Linked DNA regions of Homo sapiens: region 2 is linked to region 1. A link is an interaction called in ENCODE POLR2A ChIA-PET data of the cell type or tissue named here. Cell type or tissue: Panc1. All regions are shown on one strand. Each heading gives the region's core, and the rest is flanking DNA. Links, peaks and the distances in the headings are about the cores only. Region 1 overlaps LOC645485 (a long non-coding RNA gene). Region 2 has its middle 28 kb from the start of LINC00941.

The links. ChIA-PET counts read pairs that join two places held together with the same protein. Peaks named below come from ENCODE experiments on the same cell type or tissue, not always from the same donor. Only the 100,000 strongest peaks of a DNase experiment are listed, where the experiment ranks them.
Region 2: POLR2A ChIA-PET joins it to region 1 with 21 read pairs; 5 of 35 experiments call an interaction of 5 or more read pairs at or near these places.

Annotation. Positions count from the first base shown.
Region 1 is chr12:30,763,191-30,779,063 of GRCh38, forward strand. All of the region lies in intron 1 of LOC645485 (a long non-coding RNA gene), which reads left to right. Among named protein-coding and RNA genes, the nearest start is that of CAPRIN2, 16 kb to the left of the region's middle. In Panc1, for the core only: no CTCF peak of the experiment used is centred there; no DNase peak of the experiment used is centred there.
Region 2 is chr12:30,815,676-30,831,548 of GRCh38, forward strand. No RefSeq gene overlaps it. Among named protein-coding and RNA genes, the nearest start is that of LINC00941, 28 kb to the left of the region's middle. In Panc1, for the core only: CTCF peaks have their summits at 5,313, 5,522 and 6,734; no DNase peak of the experiment used is centred there; H3K4me3 peaks cover 1,662 bases; H3K27ac peaks cover 494 bases.

The DNA.
Region 1 (15,873 bases), core at 2,687-10,686:
GATTTAGGGTAGGGCAAACAGTGGCTTGGTATGTGAGAGTTAGATAAGAAGGTATGTGGAGCCACAACCTTGGTTCAGTTGGTCTGCACATGAGTTCCCGGCAAGCCGACTTACAGGACAAAAGTAAATATGGTTTACCATATTTACTTATGGTTTGACCCTGCGATAAGTAGATACCAAATAGACATACAGAATCTAAGAAAATGCAGTTAAAACAGGTAGCCTGATACCATTTACCTTCAGATTGAGTCCCCTACCTACTCAAGTACATTCCCTGACAAGTTAATAGCTGAATACTATTCCCTGATTGGCGCTTTGGCCCTGGGAACTAAACTTTGGTTGCTTCTCTATCCAGTCATTGTCTCTCCCTTTAGGCTCCCTGAAACTCTGCATCCCACCCAACTGCCTGTCCATCCCAACAGGTCTGATCACATATTCAGTGAAAGATTAAAACAAAATTTAGCAGGTCCCAACTGCCCCCAAGATGCAATGTTCTTTGTAAATTATTTACATTTTATTTTTGAGTAGGTAATGGAATACAGTTGCTATACGGAAGGAAAAGTATCCCCTCACTCTTGTCCTCAGTTCCCTTCCTCTGAGTTAACAAGTGTTAACTATCTTCGGTGGATCTTTCCATAGATTTTATGCACATGTAACAAGTATAGTCTCCCACCACCATCACCATTTTTTAATCCAAATGTTCACTTACAAACACCGCTACATCTTGCTTTTTTCTCCTAACAGTTTATCTTTGCAATCAACCCCATACCATTATACAAGGAGCTTCCTCATTCTTTCAAACAAGCACAGTATTGCATTTAAATGTATCATAAATTACTTAATGGGCACAATGTAAGTTGTTCAGGAAATGAATACCCTGAAAGCCCTGACTTGATCTCTAGGCAATCTATGCATGTAACAAAATTGTACTTGGAACTCATAAATGTATACAAAAAAATAAAGGTACCATAATTTAACCAGTCCTCTAGTGAAAAATATTAAGGATATTTCCAACCTTTTGCCTTACAATTATGCAATTAATAACCTTATTCATACATCATTTTGCACATTTATGAATATATCTGTAGGAGAAAACCTTCAAAGTAGTATTACTGGATCAATTATGCCTTTGATAGGTGTTTCCAAATTGATTTTCATAGAGGTAGCCACATGTAAACTCCCATCAGCAACATATGCAACCTGTTTATCCTCCCCATCATTAACACAGCATGTGTAGCATTTGCTGCCAGCCCAGACCTGTCAGTGTGTTCCTGTGACTTCCGACTGTCAATATCTGCTCAGTCTCTGTGCCTCAGAGTCCCATCCCCATCTGAACAAGGCGTCTTATGGGATTATAGGAAGGTCAAAAGCACAGAAAATGAACACCACTACCTTCAACCCCCCACCATACACACAAGTCACAAGGAGCATTCATCCCTGACTTTCCAGCTCCATCATCCCTCTAGTGGGATAATTCTGAGGTTTGTATGTTACATTACCTCCTAGGGTTTTTCCACATGGTAGCTGGTAAATAAAGTACCTTCACTGGCTGCCTTACCTTTTCTATGGCATTTCCCTACTTCTCTTTCCAGTCTCCCCTCCCAGCTGCCCCATCTGAATTGCCCTCCTCGGATTCTTTTTGTTTGTAATTAGTATCAGGAAGCAAAAGTTGGCGTCAGCAACGTTTACCTTCCAAAGATAATTGAGCTCCTTATTTGATCTGAGTGTTCTACATCTGTTTCATCTTCATCATAATGTTGATATTTTTCGGGCTATTGGAAACTAGTCTCTTTAAAGCCATGCAACATTAATTAAAGCTTTAAAGCAGATGTCTGTGCCAGAAAAAAATTCAGCAAATTATTTACTTTTAGAATAAGAATATTTCCCTTAATCTCAGCAGGAATCCTGAGAGCATGCATATTATTCATGTAGGTTGGCACTGAAATTATCTTGGGGCCATGGAGAAGAACGGAAAATAAACATGTTGATTTTCATAGGAAATTTTAAAAGATATATACTTTTAAAGGCTTCATAATTTTTTTTTTTCAAAATGCCTAACAACTAGTAAGTAAAACAACATGGGGGAAAAAAGACTAAATGGAACTTCACTTAAATGCTGAATGTTTCACTATTGAGGCAAATTATTTTTTTCTAGGAAAGTCACCTTCAGATGCAGGTAAGTAAACTACTAGCTAATAAGTCAGCTTCTTAGAGCTTTAGTTTTATTTCCTCTGAAATAAGATTATAATTCATGGGAGTGTTTTGATGATTAAATGAGCTAATAGATGTAAAGTACTTAGCACATTGCCTGTCATATCATACTCAGTAATTGGTCCTTATTCTTACAAAAACAGTTTCTGCTCATGAGCCATTATCTACTCTAAAAGTAGCCAAGGAAGAATATATGCCATGAAAGGATTAGGACAGCCTAGGGAAAGGAAGTAGGGCACTATATAAACAATTCATAAGACAAAAACCCCACAACTCAGGACAGCGCAAATCAAGAAGACAGCATAGTCTCTTTTCCCATGCTGGGTAGCTTGGGCTACCCAGACTTCTATAAATATGTAGAGGGGGCATCACAGGAGCTTAATGCAAATGCTGGAGTAGGCATGTTTTCTCTAAGATCATTCCTTTTGCTACCCCTACCTGACACTATCACTGTTAATGTTACCAATTCTAAAAACATTATTTAGAGTGGCAGCAACAATGCATCTTCTTCAGAGCAGCCTGTGCAATGGTTATTTGTTTAAAGCAAAATTTGAAGGTAAGAGGTAAAGGGCAGGCAATGAGAGTTAGTATAGAGAGGATGTACTGGATATATCATGCATCTATAATGGCATAGTAGAAAGAGAACGGGACTAAGAACCAGGCAGGCAGAGTTCTAATTCTAGCTCTTCTAATGATAGTTTGTGAACTTGGGCAAACTACTAAATTTGTCTGTTAACAGTCCCCCAATAAATTGTCAGCAAGTGCTATCAACTCTACCTTGAAAGCATATCCCAATTCTGTCCACTTCTCTCTATATACACTTCCATTGAAGCCAGGCCACTGTTTGCTCTCTACAGCAACAGCCTCCTATGAATTTCTTGTTTCCCTGCTGACCCCACTACAATTTCTCTTAGACACTGAAGCAGAGGGATAGTTAAGAATTTAAAATATGATATAATCTCCTGCTCAGGTCTCCTAATGATTCTCTACCTCACTTAGAAAAAACAAATTCATACTATAGTACTTAAGATGGTGTTCATGATATAAACCCTCCCGCAACCTCCACCCCTGTTTCCTCATTGTGGCTGACAGTCCCTAATGTGGTTCCCATGATTCCCACCTCCAGGTATTCATCCCAGTGTAATTCCCTCCCCTTGAGTGGGCAGGACCTGGACATGTTTTTAACCAACAAAATACAGCCAGGATGACGGGTCATCACCTCTGTTATAACCTTACACAAGACTGTAACCTCTCTTGCTGGGAAACTCTCTCTCCCTTGCTGATGTTGAGGAAGCAAGCAGCCATAATGGGAAGGCCCCCACAGCAAGGAACTGAAGGCAGCTTCTAGCCAACAGCCAGCAAGAGGTTGAGGCCCTACAGCCAAGAGCCTGCAAAAAATTGAATTCTGCCAACAACTACTTGAGCTTGGAAGCAGATTCACAGATGAGCCTCCCATGAGAACCCTACTTTGGCCAATACCCTGATTGCAGCTTTGCAGAGGACCCAGCTAAACCGTGCCAGGCTGCTACATTTGTGGTAATATTGTTACATAACAATAGATAACGAATACACTTCTCTTCCATTACACTCCTCATCTCTACACTGGACCTTCTTGCTGCTCTCCCCATAAGTCAAGGCTATTCCCTCCTCAGGGCCATTGCACTTACCGTGTCCTCTGCTTAGGAGGCTTTTAACCCAGCTCTTTACCTAGCTGACCTTTTCTTGTCATTCAAGATCTTAGCTCTAATGTTTATTCTTATCTAACAAATCTAAATAGCCATTCTGACACTAGCACATCACAATGTTTTCGTTCTCTGCATAGGACTTTTTATTATGTGTAAAAAATGTCTTTATTCTGTTTCTTTACACTAGAAAGTGAGCTATTTGAGAGCAAGGACCTTGTCTATCTTGTTTCCCACTATATGCCTAGAAACTAAAATAGTAGCTGGTACTATAGTAACATTCAACAAATACTTGTTGATTAACATTGAATGAATATTGGGCAGTATTTAAGCTCCTTCCCGTGCTCAGATAGTCTCAGGTCCATAGTCTCAGGTCACATATGTCCCAAGGGTCATATGCAAAGATGTACATTGTAACAATATTTGTGGTACAGTGAATAGATAATCTTGGTGTCCATCACTGGAAGAGTAGATTAGCAATAGATCAGATTTGCACATTGCAACATGGCTGAACTTAAAGCATAATGCCCAAGACTAAGATGTATATGATGCACTTTTTTGTAAACAAAAATACACATGCATACAAAGATATCCGTTTTGTAAGCATGATATAAAGAAACAAGCAAAAAAACAAAAACACATTAAAAAGACTAGAATGTTTGCCTATAGGAGAGGAAGGAGATGCAAGTGGGAAATGGGGTTAATAGGTAATAAATAAAACAAGAGAAGGACCTTGCTCAGACTAATGATGATAATGTACTAGGAATCGAGCTGTGTGATTAATTCAATCTTCTTCATCAGAGAGCCAAAATTAAGGCAAAGCAACATTGTGTGATTCAGAGATCATAGGCAATATCCAAAGGTGTCACCAGCTTAAAGATTAAAAAATGTTGGATTAAATATTGGAAGGTGACCTGCACTGGGAGTCTCACATCATTCTTCACTCCTACCCTTCCCTCGCTCTCCTTATGGAACCCAGGGTCTGGGAGCTTCCAAATTTTCTCTCAGTTTAGTGTCCACCCATCTTAGGTTTCCATCATGATTAGACTTAAGCTTAATTTTCTTGACACTGCTGCTTCACAGCTATGCTCTTGCCATGCTCTTGCAGTAGGATGTACACAATGTATGGTTATCTCTCTTTTGTGATGTTAGACCTATTAAGGACCAGTGCCACCAGTCATTATGTCAATGCCTCTCTAGTCATTTTGCTTATCTGAGGCTAATTTTCTAGTACATTCCTCAGGAAGAGTTCATGGGAGCGATATTCCCTGAGATCCTAAATGTCCATAACAATTGATCTGTAGGCCTTATACTTGAAAGTCAACTAAGCACAATATATAAATTCTTGGCTCACATTCTTTCTGCTAACACATATCTTTCAGACTTTTATGTTACAGCTTATACCTTTCTACATTGGAATGTTCTTCCCACTCGTCACCTGTCAAACTTTATTCATCCACTTATACCCCGTTTCAGCTTTCTACTACTATGAAACCTTTCCTATCTCCTCCTGACAGGGTTAAGTTCTACTTTCAAAAGTCTTCTTATGCAGCTTTATATATTTCTCTATGGTATTACTTAATACATCTTATATAGGTTTTTTTTAAAGAGACAGGGTCTCACTATGTTTCCAGGCTGGACTCACACTCCTGGCTCAAGCAATCCTTCTAAGTAGCTAGGACTACAAGTGCATGACACTGAACCTGGCTTGCTTACATATGGCTTTTAAAAAACGTCTCATTTTTTCTTCATGAATGCAATAGCTTCTTTTATCTCTCTGAGACCATAAATCGTAGGTCCTAACTTTTCTGATTCCTTTATTGTCTCAGTTTCCTCCACATTCTTTCCTGTTTGTTTTATCTCTATTTCTTTATGCTGGAAACTTTCCTCAAGTGTCTGATGATTCTTACCTATTCATTTATATCTAAAAGTGAGGCACTGAAACCTAAAAACAAAACCTTTGTGGAGAAGTACAATGTATTGAATTATAGTCTTATTGAAGAATGATTCGGTAGGGCCCCAGCTATTCCCTAGGGAAAACCTCCCCAGAAATGTGTCAGCATCTGTAAGTCTTTTTTCTAGGCATGGCCATTTTCCTCAGGAGAAATTCTCCTTCCAGTTTCATACTTTGGTGGGTGTTATAGATGCCAACATTCTAAGCCACGGTAAGGAAGGAGGCTTTAGAGTCTTACTTTGAGATATATCAATTTCCACTTATTTCCCCTACTTTCTGCAGAGCTTCCTGCCTTTCACCTATGCCTGAGTTTGAGTTCCTCAATTCAATACCTTTCCATTTTCTGCTGGGCTGGGTTACTTGTCTGCCTATGGTATGGAAAGGGATATAAGGGTCTAACTGCTTCATTCACAGATATTCAATCCATCCTTCTGTTTTCAGCCTCACTTCTTACCCCTACCTTCAGAGATGACTAATACTACCTATTCCTGAGATTTTCCAGGGTTTTAAGGCAGGGTTTTTCTTTTTGGCTTCCCTCTCTGCAGGCAGTATTGTTTCAGCTTTCTCTGGTCTGCTAGATCAGTTAGCAATTGCAAACTGATTTGGAGGCTTCCAAAATTTAATTGGCATCTCTCAGCTGTTCTTCTACCCTCTCCTGTTGTCTCCCTTCATGTTCTTTCTCTTAGATTTATGCCTTTTAAAATCCCTTTAGTGTCATCTAGGTGAAAATTCAGGAAGGAACAGAAGGAAATGCAAGTCACCAATCTTTTATGTTTAGCAAGAAAACTGTGCTTTTAACTTCTCTGTTATGCTGTCTCTATGTATAGTTTGCATGGCTATCCCCCACATAGATAATGATTTTCTTGAAGGCAGAGACTTGAAAATAAAAAAATTCCGACACTCCTGGGAAAAGATTAAACGTGCTGCAGTTATGGCAACAAGTAACCACCAGAACCAGTTCCAAACTGGTTTAATGGGCTAGGCATGGTGGCTCACATGTGTAATCCCAGCATTTTGGGAGACTGAAGTTGGAGGTTCACTTGAGCTCAGGGGTTCATGGATGCAGTGAGCTGTAATTGCACACTGTACTTTAGCCTGGGCAACACAGTGAGACCCTGTCTCAAAAAAAAACAAAAAGTAATAAAATAAAATAATCTGGTCTGGTGGATTGATGGCAACTTACCTAAGCGAACACACTTGTGAAATCTAGCCAGAAACAGCCCCATGCTTTTGAAAGCCAGCCAATCCACAACAATCTCATCTAAACAACCAAGTTTCCCTAGCTGGCAACAACGAACCCACTCCCACCTCTGAAATTCTGCCAATCCCTCAACTTCATGCTCCACAAACTTCTATAGACAATCAGCTCCTTGCTTTACTGGAGGAGACTGTGCTTCAGGCACCATTAGATTCAGCTTTTTGTTTCAGATATTGAGTGGTAGTCTTTTTCTTTGTCAGATCTCAGCAATCACCACAGTATCTGTTGCTTGGAAGGTACTCAGTGGGAAGATAGGAGAAGGTGCAGAGGGCAACTGTAAATGTGTCATAAGTGAAGGGGCCTGGGCTGTTTGCCCTACCCAGCCCTGTGGCAAGGCTAAACCAGGTATAAATTTTGCTCAACATTCACTCTTCAATTCCAATTCATAAGCATCTCAGGTATAAGAAATGTAAACATCTGCATCCAGAAGCAATTATGTTTGCCTGTCACCTTTCATTCAGTATTGTTAACTGTATATAATTGTGAAAGGAAAATATCTTGGAACTCCAAAATCACTAAGCTAAAAGGATAATTCAAGCTGAGAATTGCTTAGGGCAAACTTGCCTCTCATTCTATTCAAAGTCATCCCTCTGCTCACTAAGATAAATGTGTGTCTGATTGAGTCCTTTGGAGAGGCTAATCAAAAACTCAAAAGAATGCAGCCACTTGTCTCCCACCTACCTGTGACCTGGAAACCCCCTCCCTGCTTCAAGATGCCCTGCTTTTACTTCGAGTTGTCCTGCCTTTCCAGACCGAACTAATGTTCATCTTACATATGTTGATTGAGGTCTCATATCTCTCTAAACTGTACAAAACCAAGTTGTGCTCTGACCACCTTGGGCATATGTCATCAGGAACTCCTGAGGCTGTGTTATGGGCATGCGTCTTCAACCTTGGCAAAATGAACTTTCTAAATTAACTGAGACCTGTCTCAAATTTTGGGGGTTCACATTTGGTAACCACAGAGGGATTCTGAGTGGAGATGCCCCTGACCTTTGACAAATCTCCTACTGGTGCTTGCTACCAGCATGAGCTAACTTTATGGCTCAAACCAACAGGACAATTTGCTGAGGTGTGAGAGCACCCCCTCCAGAGAATCCCTGATCTCCCAAAATTTGGCCAAGATCTAATCTAGATCTAAAGTTTATTTTGCCTTACAAGTCCCTGTTTTTTTGTTTTTGTTTTTGTTTTTGTTTTTGTTTTTTTTGGAGTTCTACTTTCTTCCAACAAGGAAGGCAAGTTTTCCTGCTTCCATGATGATCCAAGGCAGGTAACTCCTTTGTGGAGTTTGAGCTCGCTTCTAAAAGGGAAAATGAGGTCTTTCTCCTGCTTCTAGGATGGTAGAGAGCAGTCTACAGCCTGAGACCTATCCCTAGGTAAGTAACTGAGTTGGGGTATGTCTTGGCTAAAGTTAAGATTAACAACCAGCTAGTCTTAATTTCTTCTTACCATTAGAGTGCTCAGTAATCATGTAAGTGGCATGATCGTTTGTTTTGCTTAACTGTTTTTTGTTGTTGTTGTTTGTTTCTGTTTTTGTTGTTGTTTCAGTCTTTTTCCCATTGGGTTTGACCAACTCTATCCAACTTGATCAAATCTGAAGGAAAGTTCCAAATTATGAGGAACAAGACCTCTAAAGTGGCTAAAACCTCCCCCACCCCCCACCCCCTCCCCCCCCCCCACACACAAGGTGGTATGGTAGAAGGAGAAAAATGGCCAACAAAAGGAAAAAAAAGATTTTTGATTTTGAGTACTTAAGGGGCTTTATTTACATAACAAGGCCACCTTTTTGCTAGCCAGACCAAAGTGAAAGAGCAATGGCTGTCATTCTATGCTGCAGTTCGATAGCTAAGGTCCTGCTTTTATATTTTTTTTCACCACCACAGCCTGGGTTTGGTTCCTAAATCAAGCCCTTTCTGGTTTGTTACTTGGTACTTTTGAAATAGCAGCAAGTTTTCCTAGCTAAAATATGGTAATGAGATTTAAAAGGATTTTTTTTAAAAGCAGTTCAATGGTTAAAAGTCAGCTTAATTAAAAGGCTAACATCCGATATGTGTGTGTATGTGTATGTGTGCATACGTGCATGTTTGTATTTAAAAGGCCTTCATTTTTTGTTGTTGTTGTTGTTTGTTGTTCTCTCCTAGGACCTTGTCTTTTTTTTGAGCAAGAGGTTTTTTCTTCTCAGTTGACTGAATTATGTTTTCACCTGATTTTTTTACTAAAATAGGTATTGGGTTTTTAAGAAAGAGTGTAGTTTAGACACTTAGTCTGAACCGTCTTTGTTTAAAAAACAAATTTTTTTGAGATTGAGTCTCACTCTATTGCCCAGGCTGAAGTGCAATGGCGCGATCTTGGCTCACTGCATCCTTCACCTCCTGGGTTCAAGTGATTTGCCTGACTCAGCCTCCCAATTAGCTGAGATTACAGGCGTGTGCTGCCACACCCAGATAATTTTGTATTTTTAGTACAGACATGGTTTCACCATATTGACCAGGCTGGTCTCGAACTCCTGACCTTAAGTGATCCACACACCTCAGCCTCCCAAAGTACTGGGATTACAGGCATGAGCTACAACACCTGGCCAAAAACATTTTTTAAGTGCAGTGTAAAAGAATCACATGGTCTAGCCTCATAATAATTCTTTCTTTTTGGAGACCCAGAATTCAGTGTAGGCCCTGCCTAGAGCTCACAGATCCAGTTAAAAAAAATAGGTAGTCCCTATCTAAATAAAATTGGTCTCCTTATACAATCCAATGATAAATTTCTATAGTTTTATGTTCAGTTGGCAATTAAATCTGTTTTAATTTCTCTCTACCTCACCAAACTTTCTTTGTGTACATTATGATGTAAATTGTGCTATCTGACATACACCTGAGGTGTTTCTGTTAATATGCCAATTTAAGGCTATTTAGCTGACAACTGCCTAGGGTTGTGAAACAGGTTATCAAGAATCTGAAAGTCTAAGATAGGAAAAAAAAAGGTTTTTATGAATCTGTAAGATGTACTTCTATCAGCATGCCTAATACGTCTATGTATTTATATGTTGTGTACACAATGTTTCACCACTGAAAACATATAAAAGAGCTCTAATTAATTGGCTCAAAGAAAAATAAAATTGCTTAAATCAAATACTTTATCAGGGAAAAAGAAAAGACTAGTCAAATGCTTTTTTAAGTTTATGTAACTTAAGTAAAATCTTTAATAAATAAGCTAGCTTTAAAATTATTGGTAAAGTAGTATTAGAAATGTCTTAAGAATTGCCAGCATACATTTTTGTTTGCATTTATTAATCAAGCAATTTCATACTTATCCCTAGCAAATACTATAAGGTGTGTGTCAAAATTGGCACAGGGGTTACAGAACTATAAACCCAGCCCAAAACAGAATTATCTTCACTTGTGTAATGTTTAATAAATAAGACATTGATATGGGTTTAATGAAGATAGCTGCATCTTGAATTTAGCAAGATTACCACAACTTCTAATACTGTGGCTTTAGGGAGTCTAGTCCACAGACAGTAAGGAGGTTTGTTTTGGAAAAGGACTGTTATCATCTTTGTTTCAAAGCTAAACTATAAACGAAGTTCCTCTCAAAGTTAGTTCCACCTGTGCCCAGGAATGAACAAGGACAGCTTGGAGGTTAAGAGCAAGATGGAGTCAGTTGGGTCAAATAGTTTTTGACTGTCTCAGTTATTATTTTGCAATGGCAGCTTCATAACTTTAAATCATGACTATCACAGTTTTCATAAATAACCTAGGTAAACAAAATAATTAGGTAAAGGTAATGATATAAATACTTGTAGATAAACTGGTCATGATTTAGAATATAAAGATATATCAAATTAAATAATTGTTATTTCATTACTTGTGTATTTTCCAACAAATATATATTGTAGGAAAACATTCTTGCTTAAAAAAAAAAAGTGTGTCCTTTGTCTAAAAAAGGTGAACAAGACCATGCATGGTGGCTCATGCAGCAATTTGGGAGTCCAAGGCATGTGGATCACCTGAGGTCAGGAGTTTGAGACCAGCCTGACCAACATGGTAAAACCTTGTCTCTACTAAAAATACAAAAATCAACTGGGCATGGTTGTGCATGCCTGTAATCCCAGCTACTTGGGAGGCTTAGGCAGGAGAATTGCTTGAACCCAGGAGGCAGAGATTGCAGTGAGCTGAGATCCTGCCATTGCACTCCAGCCTGGGCAACAAGAGTGAAATTCCATCTCAAAAAAAAATAAAAATGAACAAGCTTTGTCTAATTCAAAGCTTATTTAAAGGTTATATATAAAACAAGGTAAACAGATCTGAGAAATAAGAGAAATACAAAGAAAGTTATAGAAATAAAGAGGTTTTTTTGGTAAGAAAGCTTAAAGACAAATAATTTTATATGAGAAAGAATATTGAATGGTAAATTTAGACCTAGAATACAATGACTGGTTGTTTAAGAAAGATGGATGTTCAGGACAAACCAGAAAGTTCAAGCATGTCATGAATGGCCTTTGTAAGTCACAATAAAATGATTTATTAAAAAAAAACTTTTATATGGTCAATTGTCTATAATTAAAGTAAAACTATAATGGGCTTTCTAGAGATTGGGTATGATGTAAAAAGGAAACCACTTATACACTAAATAATTGGTTAGAACAATGAAATTTTCTTAAGGGATTTATTTACTTTAATAAATTATAAAAAATTTTAATTTTTTTAAGCCAAAGTTCAACTTTTATTGCATTTCTCCATTTTCTTCCCCCTTTTAAAGGGTATGAAATAGTAATGCTCTCCTTCAACTCATTTTCAGCTCATATATATATATTTTTTTTCCTGGACTTCTATTGTAGTGGCCTGATAATGTTTTCTTAAAGGTCTAAAGGAAATGTTTTCTTCCATCATAATATTCTGTGCACTGCTGAAGATCTTTTCTTTTGATTTTTGGTAACTGGCCTAACAGATTTACACGTTATCACAACAATTACTATGCTATTATTATAAAGCATTGGTTTGCTTAGGGAAAAAACTGAGATTAAATTAAAAAAAAAAATAAGGTTATTACATCTGTGTATCTCTCTGTATGCACTTTTAAAGGCATTGAGTTAGAGGGCTTTGACTTCTGGGTCTAAAAAGGACACCAAGTCCTGCTAAATTGTAAACACTGACAGCAATTAAAGCTCCATTTTTAGGCCCCATAGAAGATACCAATCAAAATAAACTGCATGTCAGAGACACAGGGCTAGAAGTTAAAGCTATTTCAATTCAAGGCCCAGGAACTCTCATGGAAGAGGTGGGCATGTGGGATTGTAAGGGCTGATTTTGAAAAAAAAAAAAAAATTAGTTCATATTCTCTATAAATTAATCATTAATGTTAAAGGCACACTGAAGCAAGACCAGCATATGGGCCCCCTGTGTCAAATTAACAAGGTTTTCTTGAAGCATTAACTGACTCCTTAATAAAAGTTATATGGGTTATCAAAAGCTTATGGAAGTTATATCTTACGGTCTACATTAAAATTTTATAGATTGTTTATAACATTTTGAAAAACAAATTTGGCTGGGCGTGGTGGCTTACGCCTGTAATCCCAGCTATTTGGGAGGCTAAGGCATGAGAATCTCTTGAGCCCGGGAGGCGGAGGTTGCAGTGAGCCAAGATTGTGCCACTGCACTCCAGCCTGGGCAAAAGAGCAAGACTCCATCTTTTAAAAAAAAAAAAAAAAAAAAAAAAAGGAAAGCAAATTTAATTGGCTTCATCCTGTTTTTATTAGGGCTTATTATTTGGAAAATTAACTCTCTCACAGAATGAAGGTTTTCACCTTTTTAAAAAAATCTTTGAGTTACCACTTTGGTTAAATGAATGACTTATTTTACATTGACCTGTGATCCTATTTTGTGATATCAAGTTTTAAACCTTTGATATTTCACAGGCTTTCCAAAATCAAATTATAAATTATTCTTTTTCTGACATAATTAATTCTTTAAGATATTAAGTTCCCTAAAGTCCAAAAATGACATAATTTGGCTTATTTGTTACAAAAATTACACAGGAAGCATTGTCAAATGTGAAATGGTGTTTGGTTTTCTTTGGGCTGTGTTTGTATAAATATGTTACTAGTATGTGTTCCAAAATTATGGGAAACTCCTACAATTCTAATATAACTTAGTGTATATTATCAGTAATAATTATAATTGTTATGTTAAATCACTGTGTGCCACAGAGGTAACAAATTTCCCTCTCAATTGTGTCTTTGACTATGGCTGCCCTAAAACGTTTTCTCATCCACGGACAATTGTTGTCTTGTTTTGGTCCTCTTTAGAAGGTGATTTTATAATCAGCTATAAAACTCTAACAGGTGCTCTCGAATGCAGGTTTCTGATAACTTTGGAGAATGTGCCATTAGGGTAAAGGAAAAACTTTCAGGACTCATGGAGAGCTAAAATGTTCATGAATATCAAGCAGAACAGGAATTTTTTTGACTTTTTGCTTAAGACATTGCTGATCCTTTGTTTTGTTTTTCAGAGTCTTGAAACTTTTCTTTTGAACTATTGACAACTTTTAACAATTTAGTATACCCCTATAAACAAAATTTGGAGCATATTTGTTTCTCTCTACCTGATTTCTCCAGAATTTGGAAACTACTGATGAGTATTCTTAACGGCAATACAGTTATTTGCATAAGTGCAATAAGAATCTGTTTTCATTTGTAACAGGACACAATTGGAAAAACTCATTATTTTACCAAGGCTTTGACTGGAATGGTATGCTTTCCTTTAAGGAATCAAACTTAAAGTATGGAGCCAATAAAGCCCTTGGGAAAACTGGCCCCATATTTTGTGTACACAGTTCCTATACACAGTTTTTGACCTGTGACAAGTAAAGAATGTCACTTACTGAAAGTCCCAGGAGTCCCAGGTTTATACTGGAACCTCAAAAGGAGAGGATCATCCAACTCATAGATATTTGATGGCACAAATCCATGGCAGGGCTCGGCTTTTGAAAAGTTTTATCTGAGATTCCTCCTATGGAACATAGTTCCATCAAACCCCATTTAAAAGGTTATGTAAAAAATAATTATTTTTGCTATACTGTATACAAATTAGGCCAACTATAATAAAGCAAACCAGTCCTACCATGATTTGTCTTTAGCAAAAATGGGAAGCTAGAGAGAGAAAAATTATGTTTCAAAAACTTAATTCAAAAACATAATTCAAAAATTATGTTCAAAAACACCTGTTGTTAAATTCTAGACTTGCCTAATGTTTTTCAATTTTTATATTTTCTACAGTTTGGAAAGAATTCTAATTTTTCTTGGCTACAAGTCTTCAAAATAATGTTTTCAGATTTTGTCCTTCTTTTCTCCCCATTTTTCATAATTTGGAGTCACTGAAAATTAAGCTGTGCTTTCATAACACCCTGTGAACTGAAACTAGACAACTTAAACTTCAGAAGAAAATAACAGCAACCTATTTATATACATAAGCCACTTACATACCTGCCTACTGATATATAGACTTCAGAGTAATGTGGCCTATATCAATTTTCCAGGATTGTTCTTTTGTTTATTGTTGTTTTTTTCTTCCTCCCTGTCCTCCTATTTTCTCTTCATAGGATATGAGACTTCACAACCTTCTAAAAATGAGCTTTCCTCATAACACCAGACCTACCTGGTCAGGAATAAACCATCCTAGCCATGAGATATCAGACAAAACCTGGAACCAGGAACTCATTTTCTTTTAAAATGCTTTCTCCAAAAGATTTTAAAAAAGAAAAGGGGGGAAATGTAAAAGGAAAATATGTTGGAACCCCAAAATCACTAAGCTAAAGGGAAAATTCAAGCTGGGAACTGCTTAGGGCAAACCTGCCTCCCATTCTATTCAAAGTCATCCCTCTGCTCACTGAGATAAATGCGTATCTGATTGCCTCCTTTGGAAAGGCTAATCAGAAACTCAAAAGAATGCAACTGTTGGTCTCTCACCTACCTGTGCCCTGAAGCCCCCTCCCCGCTTCAAGTTGTCCCACTTTTACTTCGAGTTGTCCTGCCTTTCCAGACCGAACCAAAGTTCATTTTACATATGTTGATTGATGTTTCTTATCTCCCTAAAATGTATAAAACCAAGTTGTGCTCTGACCACCTTGGGCACATGTCGTCAGGAACCCCTGTGGCTGTGTCACAGGTGTAGGTCCGCAACCTTCACAAAATGAACTTTCTAAATTAACTGAGACCTGTCTCAAATGTTCGGGGTTCATATAATCTAAATAATGACCAGGACTGGCTAATGGATGGGTTTTTTTTTGTTTGTTTTGTTTTGTTTTATTACACTGTAAAGCAAAAAGTATCTGAGACAAGTCTCAATCAATTTAGAAAGCTTATTTTGCCAATGTTAAAGACACACCTGTGACACAGCCTCAGGAGGTCCTGATGACATGTGCCCAAGATGGTTGGGGTACAGCTTGCTTTCATACATTTTAGGGAGACATAAGGCATCAATCAATACATGCATGATTTACATTGGTTCAATCTGGAAGGGTAAGACAACTCAAAGGGGAACAGGCTTCCAGTTCATAGGCAGATTTAAACATACTCTGATTGGCAATTGGTTGAAAGAGTTATTATCAGTAGAAAGATGTCTGGGTTACAATAAGGGGTTGTGGAGACCAAGGTTTTATCATGCAGGTGAAGCCTCCAAATAGCAGGCTTTAGAAGGAATAGACTTTAAATATTTCTTCTTAGAATTACAGTCTATGTTGATGTTAATGCTGGGGGGTATAATGAGGCATGCCAA
Region 2 (15,873 bases), core at 4,114-12,113, 54 kb after region 1:
TATCTTTGCATGTAAATTATAGAATCATAGAATCATCTTGTCTCTATAAAATATCCTGTGCTGGGATTTTGATGGAGTTGCATTAAAGGTATAGATCAATTTGGGAAGAATTAAAATCTTTACTGTGTTGGGTCTTCCAATCCATGAATCCATATACTCTTGATTTATTTAGAACTTCTTTGATTTTGTTTACAGCATTGTGTAAGTTTTCAGCACACAGATCCTATATATACCTAGAAGTTTTATGTTTCAGAGATATTATAGGTGCAATTATTTCAAAATTTTTGGTTTTATTTATTGCTAGTGTTTAGAAATTCAGCTGTGTGTTGTGTGTTGACCTTGTATTACTTTTAGGGTGTGTGTATGTGTGTGTGTGTGTGCATTCCTTGGAATTTTCTATGTAGAAATCATCTTGCTTATTAATAAGAATGATTTCTTTCCCCCAAGGAAGTCATTTTTCCATCCAAGGAGTCACTCTGGTTCTCTCTCCATGTCTGTCTATACAGTGCTCACCATTCTGGGAAGAAGAAAGGTCCCTTATCTAGAGCTCCACTCATCTTTGGGCCTTACGGGTGTGTGTGTTTTGGTAGAGGGAGTGTTCAAGTATCTCCCCAACAATGTGGAGACCAGGTGTGTGTGGTGGCTCACACCTGTAATCCCAGCACTTTGGGAGGCCAAGATGGGAGGAATACTTGAGCCAAGAGTTGGAGACCAACCTAAGCAAAATAGTGAAACCCAGTATCTGTAAAAATACAAACATTAGCTGGGTGTGATGACGTGCTTCTCTAGTCCCAGCTACTTGTGGGAGGCTGAGTTGACAGGATCCATTGATCCCAGGAAGTCAAGGCTGCAGTGAGCCATGATTGTGCCACTGCACTCCAGCCTAGGCAACAAAGTGAGACCTTGTCTCAAAAAACAAAAAACCAATACGGAGATCTAGCAGAAACGCATTTAACTGTTATATTGGTATCTGATGCAATAAAGCAATTTTTCATTGCTTTGAGATAGAAATAAAGTTAAAACCAAAAGTGGCCTCACAAAAAAACTGTGCAAATATCTGTATGTAGAACTCTCTCTGACTTGTCCCTCTCACCAGGCTACAAGGAGAAGGGAGAGCTGGGAGCTGGGAGGGGAGCAGGAAGAGGGAGATCTGTGTAGGGAGGGGGAAGGGTGCCCATCCGTGACAATTGTAGGACATGTCTTTCTTCAAAATGTGGCTGCTGGAGAACCTAGACTCTGGCAACTGCGAGCTGCCCTGTGAGTCAGGTTTGGGCTTCCCCGCCTGCCTTCAGACAGGACCTGTGTCATGTGGCAGCTGGATAGCATGAGTGGAAGGACATCAGCAGAGTGGGGAACTGGGTGGTAGAGACCCTCACACCTGCCAGGAAGGTCAATGTGACTGCGAAAACACCACCAGATTGAAAATCTTCCTATATAGACCCTTGATATATCAGCCACTCCACCCCACTGGTCACTGTGGATGGGTGAACTAAACATGTCTTTCCACAAAATGGTGAGACAGCCAAGTAAAAAGTGGTCCCTGGAGAACCTCCGACTGGCCTGTGCACTGGGAGGATGGGGCAGGGCCTCAGGAAGTTCGTGCTGTTTGTAGGGGGGAGGAGCCTGGCCTCTCCTGTTCCTGGGTGGTGACCTGGAATTCAATCTGTGAGATGGGGGCCTTTTAACAGGAACCCCTTTAGCTTTGCTGAGAATCTTTTTTCTTTTTGCCCAATAAATTCTGTAACCACTCACCCTTCAAAGTGTCTGCATGCCTAATCTTTCCTGGTTGTGCGATGAGAACCTGTTTTTTTCTACAACAATGAGAAGACACAGAAGGAGCCAAAATATGCCCTTTTCTTGCCCCTATTCTCCCCACAGTCCTCTCTCTGCTGACCTTTACCCCAGAACCAGGTCTTCTTTAAAAAGCAGAATTGGCCCAGACTCTATCAGCAAGTTTTTGATTGTCCTGGGGTTTAAAGAGGGCTTCTGGGAGCCAGACAACCCTTTTCTTGGTCTCTTTGCTAAACTGATTCTAACTCCTAGAGAATGGCATTTCAATTATTCTAGGCCTGTAGGCATGGAGATACCATCATCCTCCTTTGGAACATTTATGATAATGGCTTGATGGTGCTGAAAACCCCAATTACCAGGGTTCTAGTCTATCCCTAACCTAAATTCTTATTCTATATTTTTGCCTTTAGGAGTGCTGAGTGTGCATCGTTCAGCCTCTATAAAGCAACCATCACCCTTTTGATGATTCCAAACTCCTCATTTTCAGAGTGTTCTTATTTCTCAGAAAGATTTGAACTTGGGCATGGAAAGGTCTGCTTCTCCTGTGCTGGCTCTGCTGTCTTCAGCTGGAGGGTCAGGAGACATTCTGGATGGAGAACGGCTGTCAGGGAGTGATAGGCAGCTTCACTCCAGACAAGTACCTGGAATTTGGAACCAGGGAAACGGGAGGATAAGAGACATCCTCTTGTTCTTTGACCTGATTCCCCAGTCAGCGGGAAGCCCACTGGGGGCTATAACTAACAGCTTCTGAATAGCAGGGAAATTTTCACTAATCCAAGTCAAAACCTAGAAAAAAGCCTCCTCTTTTTATCTCAAAACCATGAAAATCTTCTAGGAACAGGCAGAAAACAAACAGCTGGAGTTTTTTGTTTTTGTTTTTGTTTTTTTTTTTGCTTCTTGTGGCCATGCACATGAAGAATTACTAAAAGATCAAGATGTAGAAATAAAAGAGGCAGGGCTGCTCAGAGGACAAATAAAAATTAAGTTGATCAAATCAAAGACCTTAAGTTGTGCTTCTTCAAGTCCTTTGGTTCCTCAGCCACTGGCTGTTTTCTCCTGCCATGCAGGGGTTTTCAGGAGGGCTACAGGAGATTTGGCAATTATGTTTCACAAGGTCATAGGGAAAATTCCATTTTAGGTGGAGAGTAGACATCACCAAGCACATCATGGATGTGGTTCATTGATGTCACTATTCATTGAACTAATCTATCCTGATGATAGGCATCGTACATCAGTCTTAGACTAAATGACCAGCAGGTCAGGCTAGGAAAGATCCACTGCCCTAGATGGGGAACTCCCATCTATACCTCCTTCCCTCACAGCAGCACTGGGCAAGGTGTCCTTGTCACAGCTGACATCTTCCTTGTAGGGTGCAGGGAGGAAGGCTACTCTGGCCAGTGTTGACATTAGACAAGAAGGGAGCCTGTGGGTATGAGTGGGAAAGGTGAGGGGATCATAACTGGCAGGACCCTGGGAGTTGTGGGCAGGAGCCCACCCCATAGCCCATGCCACTGTCCAGTGAGACCTGGGAATGAAAAATTCAAAAGAGAAGGCAGCAGAAAACTTTTGAGAGAGAGAAAGATAGAGAGAGAGAGAGAGAGAGAGAAAGAGAGAGAGAGTGTGTGTGTGTTGGGTCTGTCAAAACTCCAAATTTCCATCTAGGGGCCAAATATACAGCAAGAACCAGTTGTCAGTTCAAAAGGGCCCCCATCACCATCATAACTAGAATCTTAGCAGCGCAGTGGTAGAAACCTTGGGAAACTAGAAAAAGGATGTTACCTAAAGTCAATTTCTAGAAGACCTTTATGGCAATGAAAAGGAACCAAGAAAATCTAGATGGGCTGAACTTGGAGAACCACAAAGACTCTTGTTTCTAGACTCTAGAAACAGTTAATCTGGGAGTTACTGACACTTTCTCCACTTTTTCATGAATCAGTCCATGAAAGCACAACTCATCGTCATTGAGGAATGGATGATGGTCTATTTTAATTTCTAGCTTGCTGATACAAGTGCCAAGAGGGGCTGAACACTGGGACTACAAGAGATTCAATGAGCCAATTCAGGGTGAATAGTTGGGTCCTATTTTCCCCAAAGCAGTTGCTTTTCAACCATCATTGTCAAAATACATTTGAAGGACACAACACCATAGGGCAATGTTCTAGGGAGATGCAAACTAGCATAAGAGTTGCCCCCACAAAATTTGTTTCCACCACTGTGAGCTCCTGCTTGCTGCCTCCTCCCTTGTCCTGGTCCCCTCCATGGCAGCTGGAGGAAAGCCTGGTCTAAAGTGAGGAAAGGATAGAGAAATGAGCATGACAGAGTTGATTTTTGGATGAACAATGGTTTCACCCAGTTTCCCTTCTTGAGCCCCTGATGTCTGCGTTTGAGTAGAGCAGAGGCTTGGAGTGAGGAGGCCCCTCCCTCCAGCCAGCCTGAGACTACTTCCATACTCTCAGTCAGTGCACATTTTCCCCAGGAAACCAATGACAGAAGTCCATGCTGTGGCAATAAAGAGAAGGTCAGCCACCTCTTCTGTGGAGGATTCTGATGCCAGCTCAGGGACACAGAGGCTGGTCAGAATGCCTCCCTACACCTCACAGTGAAGCATTGTTCTTGGAGAAGTATGAAGCCAAAGAACCCAAAACGAGTGGATAGAGTGAAGACAAGAATAAAACACGTCAGGCAGGGCATGGTGGCTCATGTCTGTAATCCCAGCACTTTGGGAGGCCAAGATAGGCAGATCACCTGAGGTCAGGAGTTTGAGATCAGCCTGGTCAACATGGTGAAACCCAGTCTCTACTAAAAATACAAAAATTAGCTGGGCATGGTCGTGGGCACCTGTAATCCCAGCTGCTCGGGAGGCTGAGGCAGGAGAATCTCTTGAACCTGGGAGGTGGAGGTTGCAGTGAACCAAGATCACGCCATTGCACTCCAGCCTGGGCAACAAGAGTGAAACTCCATCTCAAAAAACAACAGAAAGAATAAAACAGGTCTTGGTTTCACAAAGTAAGACGTGGTACAAATATACCTATCACATGATTTTAGAAAAATTGAGGGAAATGGAAGCAAACACAAGATATTCAAAACAGCAATGTCCTAACTTGTTTGCAGATACCAGAATAATGACTTACAGATACCAGAATAATGAGGGAGAAGGAAAGGGAAAAATCAGTTGGGGAATACTTGGACTGCAAAAGCAGCCTGCCTCAAAAGTCAGAGCAACAGGAAAACACACTCACACACACACACACACACACACACACAAAACAAACAAACAAAAACAAACATGGGTAAAACCTCAGGCTGCACATGCACACAGATAAGCAGACAGGGTCCTGCAGAGAAGCCCATTGTTCTTTGTATAATTAGCAAACTCCCAGGAAAAAGTTTCTTCCCCTTTTCAGGCATATACACGGTGGGCTCCACAGAAACTGGCACAGGGAGGAGGGGGACTTACCTAAAACAAACCCACAGTTATATAAATAAGAGAAGTGGCGCTTTGTGCCTGCCTAAAGACATACCTACAGCTGCATAAGGGGAATTGCACGGACAGCTTTACTGGTAAAAAGTTACTAAAACAGTTACAGGGAGGAGAGCAGTTGCTTATAGAAGTTTACTGCAATCAGCTGCAACCTGGCAATCCACTCGGACTCCCCTCTGCTGCGGAGAGCTTTCTTCTTTAGCTTATTAAACTTTTGCTCCAACCTCATCCTTGTATCCACATTCCTTAACCTTCTTGGATGTAGGACAAAGAACCCTGGGTACTAGTTCAAACAATGAGAAACTGCTACAATAAGATGCATCAGTGAGACTGCAACAATACCTTTGCTCATCATACAAATTAAAAGAAAAATCATTCCCTTTCCCTCAATCACATAGAGAAAAGCACTTAAGTGTTCAGAAGTAACCCTTGTCACACTCCAAATACAAAATGATTTACATGCAGCAAATTACACAAGAAGTGAATTAAAATATAATCATTATATTCACTTGGCACAATTGTAACTCCATTAAAAAAAATTTGAAAAATACTGAAACTGACCTGAATTTAAGTTTCTTCAACAGAAACATTAGCAAAGTAATAAAAAATTACATGAGATGTATCGAAGCAAAATGCCTTCTTGAGTTTTTCCCTTAAATTTCTCTGTGTTTTTTTAAAATATAGTTTTAATGCCAAGGGAACTCACAACTATATTTTAAAATGAATATTATTGCATTGTTTTTGCATTATCTTGTGGGACAGAAATGCAAAGAGTTATGGATTACCACCTTAGAAGTAGAGACAGTGGTCTGTTTTTGTATTCAAACGGTCCCAGATTTAGATCTCCGCACAATTAAACCAGAATAGGGGGATTGTGTACTCACAGGTGCCATGGGCACACGATATGGGTGCATACACATTTGGACATATGTACACAACCTACTACATACACACATGTGTAACACACACAAAGACTCTCTCACCCATGCTCCTCCCTCCCACACCTACCTATACACCCAGGGTAAAATGGAACCCAACTCAATTACCTATATTGTGCAAGATATATCAAGTGCATTGCCAATTACCTTTACATTAGAAAACTAAACCAAGCCAGGAAAAAAAAAAAGGATTACTACTTAAGGGATTTATAACAAATTATTGGGCATACACAATACTTAGTATAATTCTCCAACAAAGGCTTCTATTGAACCCTACCTGGGTAAAGGAAACCACAACCATTTAAATAATACAAGAAAACCAAACCCGAGTTACACTGGCAAAAGTGAAAACAAAGTGGGTGGCTACAGGACTTTGTAAACACTCTCCTTCCTCTCCTCTCCTCTGGGAAAATAAAAACCAAAAAAAAAAAAAAAAAAAAAAAAAGCCCAAAACAAATCAAAAAATGAAAACTGCAAGAAAAGTGTCAAACCACAAAACAAAAGAGCGCTCCACAGAAGCTCAGCACATCTTCATTTGGTGGGCGCTGGTGCCCTTTCCCTGTGGGCGGCGCCAGCTCCTTTCTCGGCTGCCTGCCCAGCTGCTGGGCTGGAGCTCCGCGTGCTGGGTGTAGGTCAAGTGATCCCGTCGCGGGCGGGCGGAGGTGGCCGGGCAGCCGCCGCTGTGCCCGGGTCTGGGGTGAGCTGCACTGCTGCCCTGGGCCCCGGCTCCCACGCCTGTTTCCCGGAGCTCCGCGGCTCCGGCTGCTTCGCCCTCCCTCTGTGGGCTGGGCTGGGGTCCTCGCGAGAAGTCCTGCCCCGCTCCCTTCTCCAAATCCACAGGCCCTGTTTCTCTGGAGACAGGGAGGCTCATACAGGATATGTGCAAATGCTTTTATTACAAGCTGAGTTGAAAGACACCCGTTTGCTCTCGGGTCCTTTTGGTGAGCGCCGCAGGAAGCCGGGCTCCTCTCTCCCCAGAGGCGGCCGCAGGTTCGCGGCGCAGGGCCTGCAGTGCCAGGAGCAGGCAGGGGCCTCTGCCCTCCCCTTCGTCCCTGATCTCCCGCCTCCTCCTCACCCGCCGTCTCTGCGAACTCACCCTGGGCTGCGGCCTTTCTTCCCTCAAAGCAGGCCCTTTACACACCGGACTCCGCGTCTTGTCCCAATACAAATACATGAAAATGCGGTTCCTCAGGTGGCGAGAACAGTGAGCACTTCTGAAGCAAGCCCATTAGGAACATTGAAGTAAATCTGAAGCCTAACGCCCCGGCGCCCTGACTACCGGCTGCCGAGCGGACTCTGCGGTCCCGCAGCTTCCCTGCACTCGCGGCCCTGGACGCGCATCTCCCAGGCTTTTCTGCGCTGGCCCCTGCCGGCATTGGCCAGGTCCCCGCAGTTCACTAAAGGCAAGAGGGCCTCTGCAGGGCTCCGCGGGGCGCCCCGCTGAGGACGCTGTGGGCCTCGCACTCCACCTCGTCTCCTGTGCTGTCACAGGCGGAGGCCAGCTTCTGGGTTGAGACCTCTGTGAACTCCGGGTCTTCAGCAAATTGCCCCAGTCCTGAAATCAAAACCTAGGGGGCGGGGTTGGAGGCCATGAAGAATCAAAGGAACATTATCACTGGAGCTCGACTCCTCTAGAGGGTGGCAGTAAGGGGCTTTTGACGCGGAACTTCGCGGGCCAGTGCATGTGTGTGTGCGTGCGTGTGTGTGCGCATGTGTGAGGGGTTGTGAGGGGTGCTTGTAGGAAATGAGCAGAGAGGGAGCATCAACCGAAGGATTAGGGATGTGTAGGCCGGAGAAGAGAAGTTTTGCCTTGGGTATTAAAAGCCATCATCAAACAAAGACTTGGCTCACAGAGGGACGGGGAAGCCTGCCCTGCTGCTTCCTAGGCCTACCCCAGCCTGCCCTTCTCTTCTCTCTGATGCCTTTCGTATTATTCCTCCCAAGAAACCTTCATTCTCCCTGCTGAAACTGTAGCCCCGAGCCCACTGCCCATAGCCAGCTGGCTGTATTTCCTGGGGTGAGGATCCAGAAGTATGCATGGAAACACCGTGCACGCACCTGCTCGGAAGGGCCAGCAGGCGACGCCTAAAACTTCTCCATCCTCCCTGTTGGCAGCTTTATGCCTGGCTACGGGAAAACAAGCTCCTGAGACAAAGGATGGGAGGAAGCCACAGAGCGCACCTCGCACAGCTCCTCCCGGGTGTCTATTCGTCTTTCTCCCAACCCACATCACTCTCTCCTGACGCTGCCTAATTTTACTTTGGAGCTCCTGCCCCTTCCTGACCCGTTGCATACGTGTTTATTTATTATCTGTCTCCCCTCACCACAATGTGAGTCACTAGTGCGGAGGCTCTGTTTCTCAGCTGTGTCCCCGCACCTAGAACAGCACCTGCACATGGTAGGTGCTCAGGAGAGATCTGTGAAATGAATAAAGGATAACAAGGCCACATAAAGCATCAGAGTTTTGGAGTTTCAAGGGACCTTCGAAGCCATCTGGTTTAACTCCCCATCTCCTGCATGACAGCCTGATGACTGATGGGCACCATCTCTGCTTGTATATGTCTAGTGATGGGAGGCTCGCTACTTTTTAGGAAATGCCCCCTCATTTTGGGAGAGCTCAGTTGGGAATGTCTTCCTCATGTCAGCTGAAATGTCCCCGCCTGTCCGTTGAGCTAGTTGCTCCAGGAGCGTGACCCTTTCCCCATGCCTCCCATTGCAGGTGTGAGATGCCCAGCACAGCCTCTGAAGTCATCTCCTTTCCTGGTTTACCTAATTCCTTCAACCAGTTCTCCTATGAAATGGTTCCTAGGGACCTTGCCATCCTGATCATCCTCTTTTGGGTTTGTTCCAATTTGTTGAAGGTCCCTTAAAATATGGTGCCAGGATGCTCTAGATGCTCTCACCAGGCAGAGTACAGTGGAACTGAAAGCTCTCTTGTTCTAGCTAGACAAGCGGCTCTCAAGCTGGCTGTGCGTTAGAATCATCAAAGGGCTTTTAAAAATATCAGTTTCACTTGTCATGGATTTCCAAAGCACCACAGGTGATTCTTATGAGCAGTCAGCATTGAGCACCACAGATCCTGACCTTCTCTGTGCATAAATACAGTCCAAAATCACATTTCCATCTTGTGCAATCACAGCACATGGCTGGCTCATACGATGGAGCCTCGAGGCCTTTCTCGAGGTTTACCGGCCTATGGTAGGGATACTTTTCTCAGTAGCTTCTTTCTCTGCCTGTATCAGGCCCAGCCTCAAGAGAGCCAGTAACATCTTGTGTGGTCATATTTTCCCAAGCCAGCCATCCTTCTATAGCCCTGAGAGGGAAGGGAGGGTCTTTCTGGCTCAGAGGCTTGACATACCATCAGTTTGGAAAGAGCCAGGTTCTCCCTTCTCAGCTCCGCATGCCAAGTCCCCTTGCTGCCCATGGCCTCTCCCTCCCCTGTCTGCTGTGTGATGGGGAGTCATGTACCACTTCACCAGGCTGCTGGCACTGGCATGGAATTGCCTCCTAGGGTCCCAGCCTGGCTGCCCACCATGGAGAAGATAGGCCGGGCTCTTTGGTTTGTGCTGCCAACCCTGTGCCAGGGGGTGGTGTCTTCAGCACAGGAGCTGCAGTGGTTGGACAGGACACTGCTGGTGAGGTCCTTGCTGGACTCAGCCACCTCCCGCACAGGGTGGGAATCAGCTGCAGGGCCTGCCTGGGCTGGGGGCTATGGCAGGGGTGGTGGAGAATGGCCTGGGAATGAGGCAGGGGAATGGCTTCTCTGAAGAAGAGGGCTCAGGCCCACCGCTGAAAATGCCTGTGGACACACAAACAGTGGGAGTTGTTGGGAGTGGTTGGCGCCAGGCAAGGCAGGCCCCTGCTTCTGAGCAACCACTGCTTTGCAGCTGTTGTTTCCAGCTAGTTCCACCCACCTGGGATTCACATGCCATCATTTTCACCCATCTCAATCCTACCTCATCAGACCTGGCATGAGTCTCAACCATCTCAAAATATATTTTATGTTATCTCAGTGCAATGTGGCCTGCTTCTCCTCTAACTTCAGAAAGCTGTGGCTGAGTGGAATCAAGATAATCTGCATTTCAGCCCTGGCCCTGTCACCTAGTAGCTGTGAATTCTCTCACTCTTGGTCTTCTCATCAGTATAATAGAGAATGATGATGCCTGTATCTTCTATAAACCAGAACACAGATGCCCTCTTTATCAATCCACCTTACAGGGTTGGTGTGAGGTTCAAGCAAAATAAGGTCTGTGAAGAAGTACAGTGCACATCTCACAGAGCTAGACCAAACCAGTATTTGCTGTTTTAATTTTTGCAATTAATTGGGCCATTAACAATGCCCCATCAGCCTCTAGCTCAGGTTGTCGTTGATCCATAGTTTAAGTCTTACACTGTATTGTAATCAAACGATTTACATATCGTGTCCTCTGTCCCAGCATGTTCTTGAGCATCCTGAGGGCAGGGACCAGCCTTGACGACCCACCCTGGCAGAGGCTCCCCAGCAGCAGCTGCTCTGACGAGATGTGCTCCCAGGAGAGAGCAACACTGTGTGGGGAAAGCCCAGCTCTGAGAGGCGGAGAAAATGGGAAGATCACCACCTAGGTGGGAGGGCGGAGAAAGGGATAAAGAGGAGTACAAAATAAAGATGACCTTCTTGCCTACCAGCAGGCTGAGAACAGATGGGGGAAATCAACTGTTAGAAATATTTTAGAGTGCAGCAAACCACCATGGCGCATGTGTACCTGTGTAACAAACCTGCACGTTCTGCACATGTATCCCAGAACTTAAAATAAAATAAGTAAAAAAAAAAGAATAATAAAAGAAAAAAGAAATCTTTTAGAATAACGCACACAGTGTCCCCACATTTTGCCACGTCCCTATCCCAGCTCATCATGGTCCCAACCTGGGGCTCCTGGGTCCCTGGAGATCTAGGAAAAGTTTAAGGTATGTTCAATATTTTGGAAAGCCCAGTGGAAATCATACCTTTTTAGGCAACGCCACCTGGGCTAAGCAAAACAGTGCATTTCTTTGACGTCAGTTGGGTCACACTTGTCATCTTATGCAGATTATGAACTTCGATTAGCAGCTGAATGCCTTTGGGTAAAAAAAAAATTATTTAAAGCCTAGGTCCATGTAGGGAATATATAATTAAATGAGTAAAACTTCAGGAAACCAAGGTTTAGACCTCATCTTGCCTGGGGTTAATAGAATGATCTTCGATAACTCTTTAAGTGAGTAGTCCTAAATACCAAGAATACGTTTGGTACTGGCATCTTGCATTTCACTATCTCAGCTAGAGCCAGCCAGGCTGAGAGGGATTCCATCCAGGGAATCTCCCTGACATGTTTTCCTTGGATGCCATTCCCTTCTCTTGGCCACGTTGCTGGCGGGTTCTTGGACCATTTCTCTATGTCGGTGGATGGATTGTGGTGCAGCTAAATTTCCAGTGTGTTCAAACTCCATCTGCACGGGTGCCCCACAGCTTAAGCCTGTTTGGTGAGGAGACATCTGTGGCACCAAAAGAAGATAGCTCAGGCAGATCCTGCAGTTGCTGATTCTTCAGGATCCTGGGAAGAGTTCCTACTCAGCAGTATTTCCTAGATCCACCTTATGACATTACCGACCTTGCTAAGGCTCTCGCCTGCCCAGGAAGAGTGGGCAGCCCTAGTGAGGGGCCGTTAGGGCCAGGGGTAGGAGGTACCAGCAGTTGGAGACAGGGAAGACTGACTGATCTCTCGGGGATTTGTCCCTCATCCTGGGGACCATCTATCCTGCTGGGTGGTGGCTGGCAGCCTGTCCAAATGTATGAGCCACCAGAGGGTCAAGTAGACGCAGGGCAGGACCGTCTTCTGGGAGATGTGTCCCCCTAAATTCTTCTGTCACTTCAGACATTCCAGGTAGAAGGAGGCCCTTTGACCTGCAAAGCCAGCCAGAGAACCAGGAACAGGGCAGGGAAAGAGCATGCTAGCCTGAGACGGCTCACACCCAGCTGGGGCGTGAGGAGCAATGTCTGTGGCCCCAGGCACACCTCCTTTCTCCACCCTGTCACCTTATCTCTGAGACATACTGTGCAGCATATGTCCAAGGCCCATCTGGGCACATCCTGCCTTTGGAATTCTGTTTCGCCACTTTGAAAATCTGCCCAGCCCACTTTGGGGAGGTTGTTTGAGTCAGGTTTCCATGATCTCTCAATCAACCCTCAGCACTGACCGGTGTCCCCTCAGAGGGGACCACTGGCCACATCTGGAGAGCAATGTGTGTGTTTAATAGTGAGGCAGAGCAGAGGGAGCCCGTCTTCAGGGATTGCCAGATGTCTCTCTTGTCCTCTTCTGGGGGTGTCAATTGTTGATTTTCATCACCCCGGTAGGAGAGCCTGGAACACAGAACTCTTGGGGCTCGTTCCTGGAGGCTGAGAAATGCCACTGCGTAGGGACAGCTGCCACCCCCAGAAAGCAGTTTGCTCTTTTCCTTAGTGAAGAGATCCTCCCCCTGCCCCCCCATATTGTGCTTACATACAGGTTGATGCATTTCCCTCCCAGGAAATTCCACCGTGCCCCCGGCATCACAGATGTCTCCAGACCTGCTGGTTGGGAGTTTCCAGCTCCTCATCCACAGCCTGTCCTATGAACTTGCATTTCAGATTTAGGACAGTGAAGGCAGTCTCAGGTCAAAGGTGTCAAGAGAGTTGAAAACATTCTAGGCCCTTTAGGTTCTTTCAGGGAAAGGCCTCGGCTCCTGTGTTTGCATGTGTTGCTGCTATGTGCCACAGCTGCTCTCCAACTTTAACCCAGACTTATCAGCCACCCCCCATTTCTCCCTGCCCTGCCAACCTCTTCATCACCAAGGGCACATAAGCAGCTGCCTACAACAAGCATACAATCATTCAGTCAGCAACTAGATGCACTGTAAGGAATCTTGGGAGGTATTAAGTCAATGGCATCCAGGTCTTTTGATGGTGACTCACAGTGAGAATATATTTGACACATTCCCATCACGCACGGATGCACCTAATGGAATCTTGCATTTCAGTATCTCAGCTGGAGCCAGCCAGGCCAAGAGGTATTCCGTCCAGGGAATCTCCCTGACATGTTTTCCTTGGATGCCATTCTCTACTCTTGACCATGTTGCTGGCAGTTTCTTGGGTCATTTCTCCATGTCGGTGGATGGATTATTGTGCAGCTAAATTTCCAGTGTGAATACATTGCACACTGGTAAGTTCTAGTCTACTTCAGTCTGTTCTCATTCATTAAAATATTGATTTCACAATCCCTAGTGTGTCGGCCTGCAGTCTGAGAGGCACAGTTGCCTTTTAACCTCCTTTTGCAGATGAAGCCATCAACTTGCTGGTCCCTGGTGCAACCCCCACCCTGAGGAGAGACACTGCTGCCTTGATCTTCTGTGAATCCACCCTTGTTCCTGGCACAGTGACTTTGAGTCTTTACAGACGTGCAACAGCCTTTGTTGAGTGAGACCTCACATTCTTATGCCTCCAAGCCTTGCTCTCATTCTCAACTAGTCAAGCCCTCCCTATTATATTTCCTCTTAGACAAGTCACCCCTACTCTTGCACTTCCAGCTGTTTGACCTTGTGCATCGTACATGTTAAGCTCATCCTGCCCTCAACCTTCTCTGAATGGCTGTACCCCTCAGGGTTTGTACCACCCTGTGGGCAATTAGTTAGAGCTCTCCATGTTATCTTCCTCTTCTGAGACCCTCTTAGCTTCCTAACTAGTTTGGAAAACCTCCTTGAGTATGGGGACTGGTTTATTCACAACCTATCAGAGTGCCTGCATGCACCAGGCACTCAAGAAGAGCCAAAATGGGTTAAAGCATACACTTTTCCTGACTTCTAGGATAGGTGGTTGTGCATGAGTTTGTATTCCCCAAAAATCAATTTAGGGAATGTCATCTCTTAAGAAGCTTCCAATGTTTCTTTTGGTTTTGTGTTGACTGTGTTTCATTTTGTCAGGAACATGAAGGTCTATCACCCCCACCATCCTATTTTGCTGATGGGGACATGAAGGCACAGGGTGGTTGATGGATTTGTCAAGAGCTCCTTGTCTCTACTATTTCCATGCTTTTCCTTATTCACTAGATTCTTCTTTCTTCATCAGGGGGACAGGAGACACTTCTGCTACTCCTCCAACCCAATTCTGGACCAGAAAGCTCTGGACCCCAGGAAGCCACATGCTGTGCTAGCTTGTCTGGAGCCTTTCCCCCCAACCCCCTGAGGGGCCCGGGGCCTCCCTCCCTTCACCTCCAGCCACACCTTTCCTTTCTTCACAAGCCTAAAAAGCTAGTCCTTCCTCAATATAAAGTACTTTCAGGAAAGCTTCTAAAAACAGTGTGTCTTTAATGTTTTTTAATGTAACCCACTGTCATCAAGGCATTTTACAAGGAGACTTTCTAGATACACACACATATTGGCAATGAACCAAATGTTTCACCACATAATACTAACATTTGTGACTTTTGATGCACTCTGATATTTCCTATTGTGCTACACTGTGCAATTCTTTTAAAGGGCTGACCAAATTGATGTCACGACCTCCTAATGGATCTAGGTCTGCAGTTTAAACACTCTACTCCAAAAATTCCAGCAAGAACAAAAATCTCAGCCCTAGATTTGCCAACAGTGTCCTTTTCTGGGACTTTATTATAAGGCTTTGCATAAAAAATTTGTTAATTGTTAATATATGGATGTGTGCACTGAGTCTCACTGGAAAACATATTGATGACTATTGGTTACAGCCTAAAAAGAATGCTTGAAAGTTTTCCTGGTGAGGAAAGGCCAAGCTAAAAAAGGGAGTCGTGTGTGTGTGTGTGTGTGTGTGTGTGTGTGTGTGTGTGTGTGTGAGAGAGAGAGAGAGAGAGAGATATGGGTGTGGTCCCATCCCCCTAATGAGATGCCACATGCTGTGCAGATGTTTTATAATATTTGATCTCCTCTTCTTCCCAAAATCATGTCCAGAGGAGAAATTCCATGGATCTGCCCCTGCCTCCCCCAGACCCTTCCCCAAACCTTGGCTGGCCTGGGCAGAGGACTGCAGAGCTCACATCTCTGTGGGGAACAGGCTGGACTCCCTGTGGGACTCAGGGTCTTCACTCACCCTTACTTCACATGTCTCCTCCTGAGACCCCTTGTCCTGACACACTACAGGTCTCTGGCTGTCTCAGGAGTGGCACGTAAAATGTCCGAGATCCAGACAAAAAATCAGAGACTGCCAACCCTCCTGCCCTTCCCTCAGCAAGTAAGGCATCACATACACATGCAGGCATGCACACGAGCACACAGGCACACATGCACATGTGCACACCAACACACTTGCTGTGGCCTTTTTCCTCCTAAAATCACTGAGGAAGCCATGGAGCCACAAAAGTGTTAAGATTAGGGTGAGGGTTTTACGTGGGAGAAGGGTGTCTGATTTGGATCCAAGAAGATCTGAGTTCTGACCCCCACTCACTCTAGCCCAAATCACTTAGCCCACCCTATGCCTCAGTTTCCCTTTCTATGAAATTGGGTTAACACATGCCCTGCCTGACTCAAAAGCTTCTTGTGAGTCACAAATATAGTAACAGATGAGATGATGCTTTGAGTATGCAAAGAACCAACTTGAAAGGAGGGTCCTGGGCCATACGATATAGGGCAGTGTGGCCCTAGAGA